Linked DNA regions of Homo sapiens: region 2 is linked to region 1. Evidence: chromatin contacts called from ENCODE Hi-C or POLR2A ChIA-PET data. All regions are on one chromosome and are shown on one strand. Each heading gives the region's core, a stretch centred on a gene start or an enhancer-like site at or near the end of the contact. The rest is flanking DNA. Distances are from core to core; before and after follow the strand shown. Region 1 overlaps NCBP3 (nuclear cap binding subunit 3). Region 2 overlaps P2RX1 (purinergic receptor P2X 1).

Region 1 (5,804 bases), core at 3,208-5,707:
CTCCATCACAAAAAAAAAAGAAAAGAGAAAGAAATAGTGGATTTCAAGGTCCTTCCTATCAGTTTTTGATTGTGTGCTTATTTTGGCATTCTTGCAGGAAGCGAAGATATCATTCCCGTCGTATTCAGCGGGACGTGATCAAGAAGAGAGCCCTGATTGGGGATGACGTTGGCTTGACGTCGTATAAACATCGACATTCTGGTAGTTGCCTGCTCAGCTCTTGGGTAGACACATGTTTGGCTCCTGAAATCATATTTTTATTCTTAATGCAATCTTTTAAGGTTCCAAACTTTATCATCCTCTCTTCCTTGCCCTCACCCTCTGCCAACATATAGGAAAGTAAGTCAAGTCACAATTAATTTTAAGTTGCCCAAAGAGGTCAAATGATTTTATAAAAGCTGTTCTATCAAAAAAGGCAAAATATGACATAGGAAAAATTAAAACAAAACTTTCCTTAGGATCCTAATTTTTCTACTATTAATATCAACAGCTGCATGAAAACAATTTTTTTTTTTTTTTTAAGACGGAGTCTCGCTCTGTCTCTCAGGCTGGAGTGCAATTGCTTGATCTCGGCTCACTGCAACTCTGCCTCCTGGATTCAAGCAATTCTCCTGCCTTAGCCTCCCGAGTAGCTGGGACTACAGGCATGCGCCACCATGCCCAGCTAACTTTTGTATTTTTAGTAGAGATGGGGTTTCACCATGTTGGCCAGGCTGGTCTCGAACTCCTGACCTTGTGTTCCACCCACTTTGGCCTCCCAGAGTGCTGGGATTACAGGTGTGAGCTACCGCGCCTAGCCAAAAACAATTTTTGAAATTATTTTATCAGATGAACTGATTGTATTGTTCTTTTTCTGTATTAAAAATAGGCTGCTGTGTTGAGTGCTTTGTGCTTGTTGGTTTGTGCATGTGAATGCCTCAGAAGAGTGGGATATCATGACTTGGGTTTCTTTCTCCTTTTTTTGGTGCTTATTGTAAAAGAACCATTTTATTTATGTTTTATAAAGAATTGTTCTTGTTTTGAGCCTAATCTATGGAATCTTCTACATGCCTAATAGAACTAGTCAAGTCAGCATACAAAATAACATATACACACATTTATCATTGTAATGGGGACAGAAAGGGATGAAGTCTAGATGTTTTATTTAATGTGTATATACAAAATTGTATATTTGAGATCTACATGTTAATAATACACATAGGATGGGAACAGTGGCTCACACCTATAATCCCAGCACTTTGGGAGGCCAAGGCAGGAGGATCACTTGAAACCAGGAGTTTGAGACCAGCCTGGGCAACATAGTGAGACCTTGTCGTTACAAAAAATTAAAAAATTAGCCAGACCAGGCATGATGGCACATACCTGTGGTCCCAGCTACTTGGGAGGCTGAGATTGCCTGAGCCTGGAAGGTCAAGGCTGCAGTGAGCCAAGATTGTGCCACTGTATTCCAACCTGGGCGACAGAGCAAGACTTTGTCTCAAAATAATAATAATAATACACATACTTTACTGTTACACAGTTACACTTTTCCAATTTGAGTTACTTTAAAATATTTTCATCATATACTTTTTATATCCATATTAAGGAAATTAAAAAGCAAATTGCCCCTATTTCTAGTACCCTGTATGATGACTGAGTTCATCTTACATTTTTCCCATTTGTTTTCATAATAAATAGTATAACTCTTGGGAACATGTACTTTATATTCTACTTCTTTCGTTTATTGTATTTTTCCATTTTCATTATTCATGGTGCTTATGTTCTATAAAGTCACTGTGAACACTGAAGTAGCAAATACTGAATCGTACATAGCCTCTGGCCACATCATTTTTGTCAGTTGATCAATATGTAACCTTGTTTTACATATGTTTCTCTCTTTTTTTTTTTTTTGAGACAGAGTCTTGCTCTGTTGCCCAGGCTGGAGTGCAGTGGCGCGATCTCGGCTCACTGCAACCTCCGCCTCCCGGGTTCACGCCATTCTCCTACCTCAGCCTCCCGAGTAGCTGGGACTACAAGCGCACACCACCATGCCCGGCTAATTTTTGTTGTATTTTTTAGTAGAGACAGGGTATTAGCATGTTAGCCAGGATGGTCTCGATTTCCTGACCTCGTGATCTGCCCACCTCGGCCTCCCAAAGTGCTGGGATTACAGGCGTGAGCCACCGCGCTGGGCCCATATGTTTCTCTTTAAGACACCTTATTTAAGACACATTGTTGATTCGTTAACATTGAGTTCACAGCCAGTAGCCCTATAACTCATGCCTGAATGCCTTACCTGATATGGTATTTTTCCACAAGGCACATCACAGCCCCCTTGCATCTAGGAACACTAGGCAGCACTTCGGCACGACACTCAGGGCCATTTTAAGCAGTGAAATCACTAGCAGCAGGCACAGAAGTGTGAAAAATGTGCCACTCGGTGGACTGAAACAGACGCTTGTTTACAGCATGAGATGAAACAGGAAGGTGGAGTGTTGCTTTGTTTGACCTCCACTGGGAGTGTGTGTGCCTGGTGACTCAGATTTTTTTGCCACTCTGTGCGTGCCAGCAAATGACCATGGAAGCATTGCACGTATTCATTTTGGAGTTACAAATAAATTTGGTAAATTTGCAAATACAAAATCTGTGAATAATAAAGGTCAGTTGTATTTTAAATGACTTTATGGTATTTGGTTAGGCTGCTGCATCATACTTTACCTAGCCATCCTCCTGTTGCAGTATCAGAGTAATGTCCATTTGGCACTATTATAGATAGTGCTCCAATAAAATGTCAGGGATGGGAACCCCACCTTTTAAAAAGGTCACCGATGTAGAGTAGAAAATCATACTTGTTAATTTTAGTGCTTTTCCTAATGTTTTCTGGTTAAATTTCTTCAGGGCTAGTGAATGTTCCCGAGGAACCCATTGAAGAGGAGGAAGAGGAGGAGGAGGAGGAAGAGGAAGAGGAAGAAGAAGACCAGGACATGGATGCAGATGACAGAGTGGTGGTAGAGTACCACGAGGAGCTCCCGGCTCTCAAGCAGCCCCGGGAGCGGAGCGCGTCTAGACGATCCAGTGCCAGCAGCTCAGACTCAGATGAAATGGACTATGATCTAGAACTGAAAATGATTTCCACGCCTTCACCAAAGAAAAGCATGAAAATGACTATGTATGCTGACGAAGTGGAATCTCAGTTGAAAAATATTAGGTAAAAATTTGTTTTATCAAAGCTAGCTTTTAATTTGATTTTAAATACTAGTATAACTTCTTAATTCCTCCTAATTTTATAATATCTTTTATCTATTCTGATTTCAGTCCCTTGTAGGAGTTTAATAAACGCATCCAGTATTTCCTCTATACAAGCAGTGATTCTTGTTATAAAAACAAAAGACAACATAGAAAGTGAAAATCATCTGTATTCCCATTCTTTCTCAACAATAACTACTGTTAGCAATTTGGCGAATAACCTTTCAGCTATTTGTGTGTGTGTGTGTGTGTGTGTGTATGGCACAGGGAAAAGCTGTAGATATATTTGTATAAAAGTATACTTTTTATAAAGATGAGGTTATGCTATTTATAGTTTTGCATTGTGCATTTTTCACTTAATATATTGTAGACATTATTTTTTTCAACTGTATATAGTCTGTTGTTTGAAAGTATCATGATTTATTTAACGAATTCCTTTTTGATGGACTTTAGGTTTCTATTTTCTTACAATTGCACTAACTCAATAAATTCCTCAAAGTCCAGTTATTACACAAAACAATATGTGTTTAAAAAGATGGTAAGTATTGCTTTATTTTTTTCCAGAAGGGTTTTTTGTGTGTTTTTATTTTTTTTTTGAGACGGAGTCTCGCTCTGTCACCCAGGCTGGAGTGCAGTGGCGCGATCTCGGCTCACTGCAAACTCCGCCTCCCAGGTTCACGCCATTCTCCTGCCTCAGCCTCCCGAGTAGCTGGGACTACAGGCGCCTGCCACTACTCCTGGCTAATTTTTTGTAATTTTAGTAGAGACGGGTTTCAGCATGTTGGCCAGGATGGTCTCAATCTCCTGACCTCGTGATCCACCTGCCTCAGCCTCCCAAAGTGCTGGGATTACAGGCATGAGCCACCATGCCCGGGCTCAGAAGGGTTTTAATCCCAGAAGGGTTTTAATCACTCACATTACCACCTGTTACCTACAAGCTCACCAGCCTTAGCTATTACCATTCTTTCTAATGCTAGCTAGTTTCATGAACAAAAAAAAAATAGTTATTTTAATGTGCATGTCTTTGATTACTACTAGGGGTGAGCAGATTCTGTGCAGGCAGAATCCACAGTTCTAAGGGTTAGAGTCTAGGGATGCTCTGTGTAACGTAGTATGTTTGTGGGGAGGGGAAAAGACCATTCAAGCTGATTTGTTTGTATGGCCTTGTTCACCACGTTCTTTTTTTTTTTGAGACGGAGTCTCGCTCTGTCGCCCAGCCTGGAGTGCAGTGGAGCGATAACACGATCTCGGCTCACTGCAAGCTCCGCCTTCTGGGTTCACAGCATTTTCCTGCCTCAGCCTCCCGGGGAGCTGGGAGTACAGGCCACCACGCCCAGCTAATTTTTTGTATTTTTAGTAGAGACTGGGTTTCACCATGTTAGCCAGGATGGTCTCGATCTCCTGACCTCGTGATCCGCCCGCCTCAGCTTCCCAAAGTGCTGGGATTACAGGCATGAGCCTGTTCACATTCTTATTTTTGGTTTTCAGAGAGCTTTCTGGTAGAGAATGCTGCCGGAACGGTGCTGGCACCTAGCATGATAGCATATCTCTTTGAAAGAGAAGTCTGCCCTTTAAAGAGAGAGACTGTAGACTATACTGTGTGTTGACTACAGCCACATCACAGCATGTGTAAGTGGAAGCCCCAATCTCTTTGTAGGCCTCTACTTAACGTTTGTCCCAGAAAAGGGGGACTTGTAGTTGTATGCTGTGTAATAGCACATACACATGTGGAAACCACCTTCGAAAACCTGCTCACCAGAACCAGTCTCTTTAGAGCAGGCAGATCATGGTTTCCATAAGCAAATAATTATAAGTTTATGGATTTGTAAGTGAATGTTGGCCATGTAAGACAGGATTTCTTAAATTGTTTCCTCCAAAGTATGAGATTGTTGTTTGGGTCTTGTCTCACAGTTGAAGTTGGTTAACTGTGCCCCATCCTACCCCCTTTTTAAAGGAACTCCATGAGGGCAGATAGTGTATCTTCAAGCAATATCAAAAACCGAATTGGTAACAAATTACCACCTGAGAAATTTGCAGATGTCCGACATCTATTAGATGAGAAACGTCAGCACTCCCGTCCACGGCCACCAGTCAGCAGTACTAAATCAGGTACTGTTCCTCACTTGGATTCCTGGCTGGATTCTGAGCTCCGGAAAGCAGACTGGGGCAGAGAGAGGTTCCTGAGTAAAACATGCGATGTGTGAACTGATTTAGCTGTCCTGGTTCATCATGTCTAAATTGTGGGCTAGGTGTTGGAAATTGAGGAAATGAAAAATAATCAGACTTCTGAAAAACTAGCTTTAAATGTTTTTATTCCAAATAATTACAGTTGTTCCTTGGTATGTCTGGGGGCTTGCTTCCAGGACCCCCTCCCCGCCCCCTACAGATACCAAAATCCATTGATGCTTAAGTCCCTTATATAAAGTGACATATTATCTGCATATAACCTACACACATCCTCTCATATACTTTAAGTCATCTCTAGATTATTTACAATACCTAATACGGTATAAATTCTTATCCTGTGTTGTGTAAAATTTGTATTATTTTTTGCTGTACTCTTATGTCTTACTTTTTTT
Region 2 (6,173 bases), core at 2,358-4,857, 94 kb before region 1:
CAGGGCCCAAACAAGGACCATGAAGTCCTAGTCCCCCGGAAACTTCTGGCGTCCAAAAGAGCCCTCCTTCTGTCCCACCAGTCCCCAGAACCTCAGAGCCGGCCAGGTGGACCCAGGGCCAGACCCCAGCCTTGACCTCTCCTCTCTCTTGTTCAGAAACTAATTTGACATCTGTGATGTCTGAGCTTGTGAGGGAAACTGAGGCCCAGAGAGGGGCAGTGGGGTTTCCAGGTCCACAGCAAGTCAGCAGCAAACCCAGGGTTGCAGCTGAGCCCTCCTGACCCCCAGGCCTCTGCTGTGCCTTCTCCTTCCTCACCATCACAAGGGGCTGTGGATCCTTTCTACTGGGCACTGATGGTGGGATGCCAGGTACAGGACGGGCCGGAAGTCCACCCTTAGTATCACTCCTGACCGTCCCTGGGAGAGGCTGTCTGCGCAGGCCCAGCCTACCCTTGCTGGAAGAGGCTGGGGGAAGGCTGTCCTCTCTCTGCCCCTGCGGCTCCCTAGTTCTGCTTTCAGATCTGCAGGTGTGAGGGGCACCAGGTCCCTCCTCTGTGTGTGTCACAGGCTGTCAGCGTTGGAGGGACCCACCCATTCCCAGCCGTAGCCTATGCCCCAAGCTGCTGCCCAGCCGGGAACCTATACCTCCAGTGACGGGGACCTCACTACCGTCCTCCTGCCTGTCTTCCCTCCCAAGACTGTCTAATCAGTTTCCAAATGGATGTGGCCCTTCTCGGTGTCTGTGGGGCTCAGGACCACAGGGATTAGCCAGGATCTCACAGCTTAGTAAGAGACTAACCAGGATTTGAACCCACCTGCATGGCTCCAAAGTCAGCCTTGATATTCTGGAAAGGCAACCTCCTCAGAGAGAGGGCACTGGCCTGCCCACGTCACACAGCAGAGGGTGGAAGGAAGGCAGAGTCCGTCATCACCAGCAACCCCCAGGGCTGCAGGCCCAGGCTTCCAGCTCCTGCTCAGGCTGTGGTGCCTGCTGTCTCTTGCGCCCTCGTCTGGCCACTGCTCAGTACTGCACTGACCTCTCAGCCAGGAACCCACAGCGGCAAACCGAACCCCTGACCCAGCCTGGACTTGGTCTTGGCATCTCCGGACTCAGCTTCCTAACCGGCCCGTGGGGCACGGGTTGCAGGGGACCACCCCCCCCAAGAGTGCACTCAGCTCAGCACTTTGCTGTTTCCTGAGGAGGGCTTTGCTTTCATGTCTGATCCTGTGGGCACTGCCAGGGGATGGAAAGGAGCATGAGAGAAGAGCCAGGCCCCCGTGTCCCAGACACAGGGCAAAGCCTGGGTGGGGGATGGGTGGACACAGAGACAGACCTGGACAGAGGGACAAACGCCAGAGCACAACTCAGACGAAGGGTGGGAGGTCCCGAGACTCAGAGATGGACAGAGTTACTGAGGCTGAGCAGGGAGGCTGAGAAGCCAAGAACACAGACTCAGGAGGAAAACCGAGGCCATGGTCTCCGCCAGTCATGCTCCTCCAGGAGATCCTGGGCAAGTGCAGGCAGTGAGTGGGCCTGAGACCAGAAGGCTGAGCTGAGCTGACCCTCTCAGATCCAGTTAAGATGGTCTCAGTTAAGGCTGGGCACAGTGGCTCATGCCTGTCATCCCAACACTTTGGGAGGCTGAGGTGGGAGGATCACCTGAGGTCAGGAGTTTGAGATCAGCCTGGCCAACATGGTGAAACCCCGTCTCTACTAAAAATAGAAAAAATTAGCTGGGTGTGGTGGTGCACGCCTGTAATCCCAGCTACTTGGGAGGCTGAGGCAGCAGAATCACTTGAACCCTGGAGGCAGAGTGGAGCTGAGATTGCCCCATTGCACTCCAGCCTGAGTGACAGAGTGAGACTCCATCTCAAAAAAAAAAAAAAAAAGATGGTCTCAGTTAGAGCTCTCCCCGAAGAGCTGATGAGCTCTCTGTCCCTGGTGGTGTACAGGCAGTGGGGAGGAAGCCAGGGAGGCCTTCCTGGAGGAGGTGACACACTGATGGAACCAGCCATAAGCAAAGACCTGGGGGCTGTGGGCTGGGCTGGCCTGCTCTCAGCTTTCTCTCCAGTCCCTCTGGGTCTCTTCTCAACTAAGTCCTCACTCATCCCCTGCGCCTCCACACAGACCTCTTGAAATCACATGTTCTGAGATCTCCAAGTGGAGATCAGAGTGCACCAATCAGGGAGAAGGATGGATAGAAATTATTGGGGGGAGAAACACATCCAGGGACCGTTTCTGCAGCATCTTCTCCATGCCTGGTGCTGTGCCGGGGAACAGAGGTGGGACATGGAATGGAGAGAGGGAGAGGGAGGAACTGAGGGTGAATTAGCCAGACTCCTTTGGTTCCTGTGAGAAAAGTCTAATCAAACAGATTTAAAAGGAAGGGTGGGCCGGGTGCGTTGGCTCACGCCTGTAATCCCAGCACTCTGGGAGGCTAAGGCGGGTGGATCACTTGAGGTCAGGAGTTTGAGACCAGCCTAGCCAACATGGTGAAAACCCATCTCTACTAAAAATACAAAAATTAGCTGGGTGTGGTGGCGCACGCCTGTAATCCCAGCTACTCGGGAGGCTGAAGCAGGAGAATCGATTGAACTTGGGGGGCGGAGATGGCAGTGAGCCGAGATCGCACCACTGCACTCCAGCCTGGGCAACAGGGTGAGACTCCGTCTCAAAAAAAAAAATAAAAAAACAAACAAATAAATGAATATATAAATAAAAGGAAAGGTGGGGGTATCCGGTGGTTTATGTAACTGAAAAATCAGTGTGGGTTTCAGGCCCGGCTGGATCCTCCAGGATGAAGACACAGGAGGAGTAAGGTTTAGAGGGGAGAGGGGATGAGGAATTCCTGCGGGTCCAGTCTTGGTTCTCAAAAGAAGCTGCCCATGACCTATCTCCCTTTCCTGGCTCTTCTTTCCTCTGTGGAGGCTTCATTCTCAGGCAAGTTCTCTGTCTTCACAGTGGTGAAACGGCCACCAGCAGCTCCAAGCTAACATCTCACCAGTTTAGCCACTCCCGAGGCACAAGAGTGGCTCCTTCTCCAGAGCTCCAGCAAAAGTCTCAGGTTCAATTCTTATTGGCCGGGGTCGGGTCCCGTGCCCACCCCAGAACCAATCAATCATTGCAGTCAAGGAAACGGAATGCCCTGATTGGAGGAGCCTGGTTGCGTGCCCACCCTTCCAGGCTCTCCTGTCGGGACACAGTGTGAACCAAGGTCTTGGGGCCGGAGAGGAATAGAGAAGGTGTCACTGGGACTAGGCTGAAGGGGCCATAAAAGGAGCCCAAGGGAGAGGCTGTGAAAGGGAGAGCAGGGGCGATGGCGAAGGCCTTTGAACACCAGGCTGAGGCGCCCGGATTTCTTCTGCAGGCAGAAGGGAGCCAAGACAGGATGTCTAGCAGGGGAGGGCCTGGAGCAGGCAGGGGTGGGCGTGGGGACCGGAGGCAGGACAGCTGTGAAGAGGCCGCAGGGATGGGAAGGGGGGACGGGGCGGGACCCAAGGCAGAGGCAGTGAGCACGGGTGACAGATGTCGTCACCCCGGCAGGCCTCACGCCTGGGGCGGCCCCTGCTCAGCTTCTGCCCATTGTTGCCGCAGCACGTAACACCTGGCACAGCCAGAGCTTCCGACGTCTCAAGAGAAGTGGGAAGTGAGATTTATGCATGAAAGAAACCGCTTGGTTTTTAGAGATTGGTGACGTATTCAAAAAAAAAGAAAGAAAGAAAGAAAGAAAAACAGACCGGGTGCCATGGTGCACGCCTGTAAACCCAGCACTTTGGGAGGCCAAAGTGAGCGGATCACTTCAGCTCAGGGGTCCAAGACCAGCCTGGCCAACACAGTGAGGCCCTGTATCTAAAAAAAAAAAAAAAAATTACCCAGGTGTGGTGGCGCGTGCCTGTAGTCAGTCCCAGCTACTCAGGAGGCTGAGGTGGGAGGATCACCTGAGCCTGGAAAGTTGAGGCTGCAGTGAGCCACGACTGCACCAGTGCACTCCAGCCTGGAGGACAGAGTGACACCCTGTCTCAAAAATAAATAAAGAACAATAAAAATAAAATAATTAAAAACACAAATGGTTGGCCTGAGATTCAATTCCACATTCAGTTAGTCATTCAACACACAGTGTTTGTTGAGTTCCTATTATGTGCCAAGCACTATTCTAGACACTAAAAATACAGAAGTGAACAAAACAAACCAAGATCCTGCACTCAAGGAACTTAACCCAGATGCCCCTCGACTTGTCTGCGGGTTGCATGGGGGCCTCAGGGTGGGCCCCAGTTCTGAGCACATTCCCTCCCAGGCCTGGAGTCTGCTCATGCCCCTCCCCAAGGCTGCTGCTCCCTGACAGCACACGCCCCATCTGGTCAACTCCTGCCTGTGGCCCATGGCCATACCCTGTGTCCCACCAGCCACCTGGCCGGTCCTCCCAACCCATGCCAGAGCTGCCCCCGCACCTGTCCCAGCTCCTCCAGTGTCTCAGCCTTCCCAAAACCAGCCCTTCTGGGTCCTTAGATGAAAGCCGAGGGAGGACCAGAAGGACTGGGGGATCCAATGAATGTGGGGGCATGATGGGGAGGGTGGCTGTGAGGATGCTGCCTGGGTGTTGAGCCTGGGTGATAGGGTGAGGACAGCACCATTCTCCATGACGAGGACACAGGGGAACAAGTTCTAAAGGGAGATGAAGAGTTCAGGTTGATCCAATTGAATTTCTGTCTGTATAGTGGTTAGTGCTTGGCACGAAATAGATTTCGTAGGCCGGGCACAGTGGCTCATGCCTGTAATCCCAGCACTTTGGGAGGCAGAGGTGGGTGGATCACCTGAGGTCAGGAGTTCAAGACCAGCCTGGCCAACATGGTGAAGCCCCGTCTATACTAAAAATACAAAAATTAGCCAGGCGTGTTGGTGTGCGCCTGTAATCCCAGCTCCTCAGGAGGCTGAGGCAGGAAAATCGCTTGAATCCGGGAGGCAGAGGTTGCAGTGAGCCTAGATCGCCTCATTGCACTCCAGTCTGGGGGACAGAGCGAGACTCCGTCTCAAAAAAAAAAAAAAAAAAAAAAGAATTTATCAGGACATCACCACATTGTAAATTGAGGAGCATCTGGACTTAGCGTGGTTTGACTTAGGATTTTTTGACTTTATGGTGGGTTTATTGGGGGTATTAAGAGCCTTTTGACTCAGGATGGGTTTATCAGGTTATAGCCCCATCGTCATTTGAGGAGCATCTGTGTAAGACCCTTGGGTGCGAGATTTTTGTTTGTTTTGTTCACTTTTGTGTTTGTTTTGTTCAACAGTGTTTGGCGCATGAATAGGGGCTGGATAAATACGTGTTTGTTTTTGTTTTTTAGTAGAGACAGCGTGTTACTATGTTGCCCAGGCTGGTCTCTAACTCCTGGCCTCAGGTGATCCTCCCCTCTCAGCCTCCCAAAGTGCTAGAATTGCAGGCCTGAGCCACCACACCCGGCTCATGTTTGTTGAATGATTGAATGTGTGGAATTGAATCTCAGGGGAGAGTGCAGTCTGGAGATAGAATTCTGGGGACACAGCGTGTCTGAGGCAGCTCACTCAGGGAATGGGGGCGGATCAACATTGAAAGAGGAATTTGTGAAGGAGGAACGGAGAACAGTGAAAATGGGAGGTTTTCATTATATGTGCCCACTGAGTGCCAGGCACTGTGCTAATTTCCTTAAGAACTCATAGAGGCCGGGCGCGGTGGCTCCCGCCTGTAATCCCAGCACCTTGGGAGGCCGAGGCGGGCGGATCACGAGGTCAGGAGTTCCAGACCAGCCTGACCAACATGGCGAAACCCTCTCTCTACTAAAAATAAAAAAAATTAGCCGGGCGTGGTGGGGCGCGCCCGTAGTCCCAGCTACTCGGGAGGTTGAGGTGGGAGAATTGCTTGAACCCGGGAGGTGGAGGTTGCAGTGAGCCAAGATCGTGCCACCGCACTCCAGCCTGGGCAACAGACTGAGACTCCATCTCAAAAAAAAAAGAACTCATAGAAGCTTCCCCCAAACACTTACCTAGATGCTTCTGTCTCCTGGGGCCCAGGCTGAGTTTGTAGCAGAGCCTCACTAAACACTTAATGAATAAGCAGCGCCTTTGAGGTAGGTGGCGTCACCTCTGTTTTATTGAGAAAACCAGGGCTCAGAGAGGTGTAGTCTCTAGCCTGAAGCCACAC

Evidence for each region. A loop is a pair of places that touch in the nucleus more often than their neighbours do. ChIA-PET counts read pairs that join two places held with the same protein, here RNA polymerase II (POLR2A). Pooled maps may share reads with other maps.
Region 2: a loop to region 1 is called in a pooled map, with 2.1 times the contacts of the local background. The contact joins two enhancer-like sites. A Hi-C loop is called at or near these places in 2 of 50 pooled maps. POLR2A ChIA-PET finds 5 or more read pairs at or near these places in 2 of 52 experiments (Caco-2 and Panc1).

What each region holds. Positions count from the first base shown.
Region 1 is chr17:3,815,646-3,821,449 of GRCh38, reverse strand. NCBP3 (nuclear cap binding subunit 3) reads left to right here. Exons shown (of 13, transcript NM_001114118.3): 9 at 98-201; 10 at 2,878-3,187; 11 at 5,180-5,334. Among named protein-coding and RNA genes, the nearest start is that of ITGAE, 17 kb to the right of the region's middle. Within about 2 kb of position 4,457, at least 2 of the 41 ENCODE cell types and tissues checked have a DNase peak (open chromatin) inside an H3K27ac peak, as active enhancers do.
Region 2 is chr17:3,908,850-3,915,022 of GRCh38, reverse strand. The region is part of intron 1 of P2RX1 (purinergic receptor P2X 1); the gene reads left to right. Among named protein-coding and RNA genes, the nearest start is that of P2RX1, 4.5 kb to the left of the region's middle. RefSeq lists enhancers at 177-246, 357-436, 667-736, 3,300-3,369, 3,750-3,799 and 1 more. Within about 2 kb of position 3,607, at least 10 of the 41 ENCODE cell types and tissues checked have a DNase peak (open chromatin) inside an H3K27ac peak, as active enhancers do.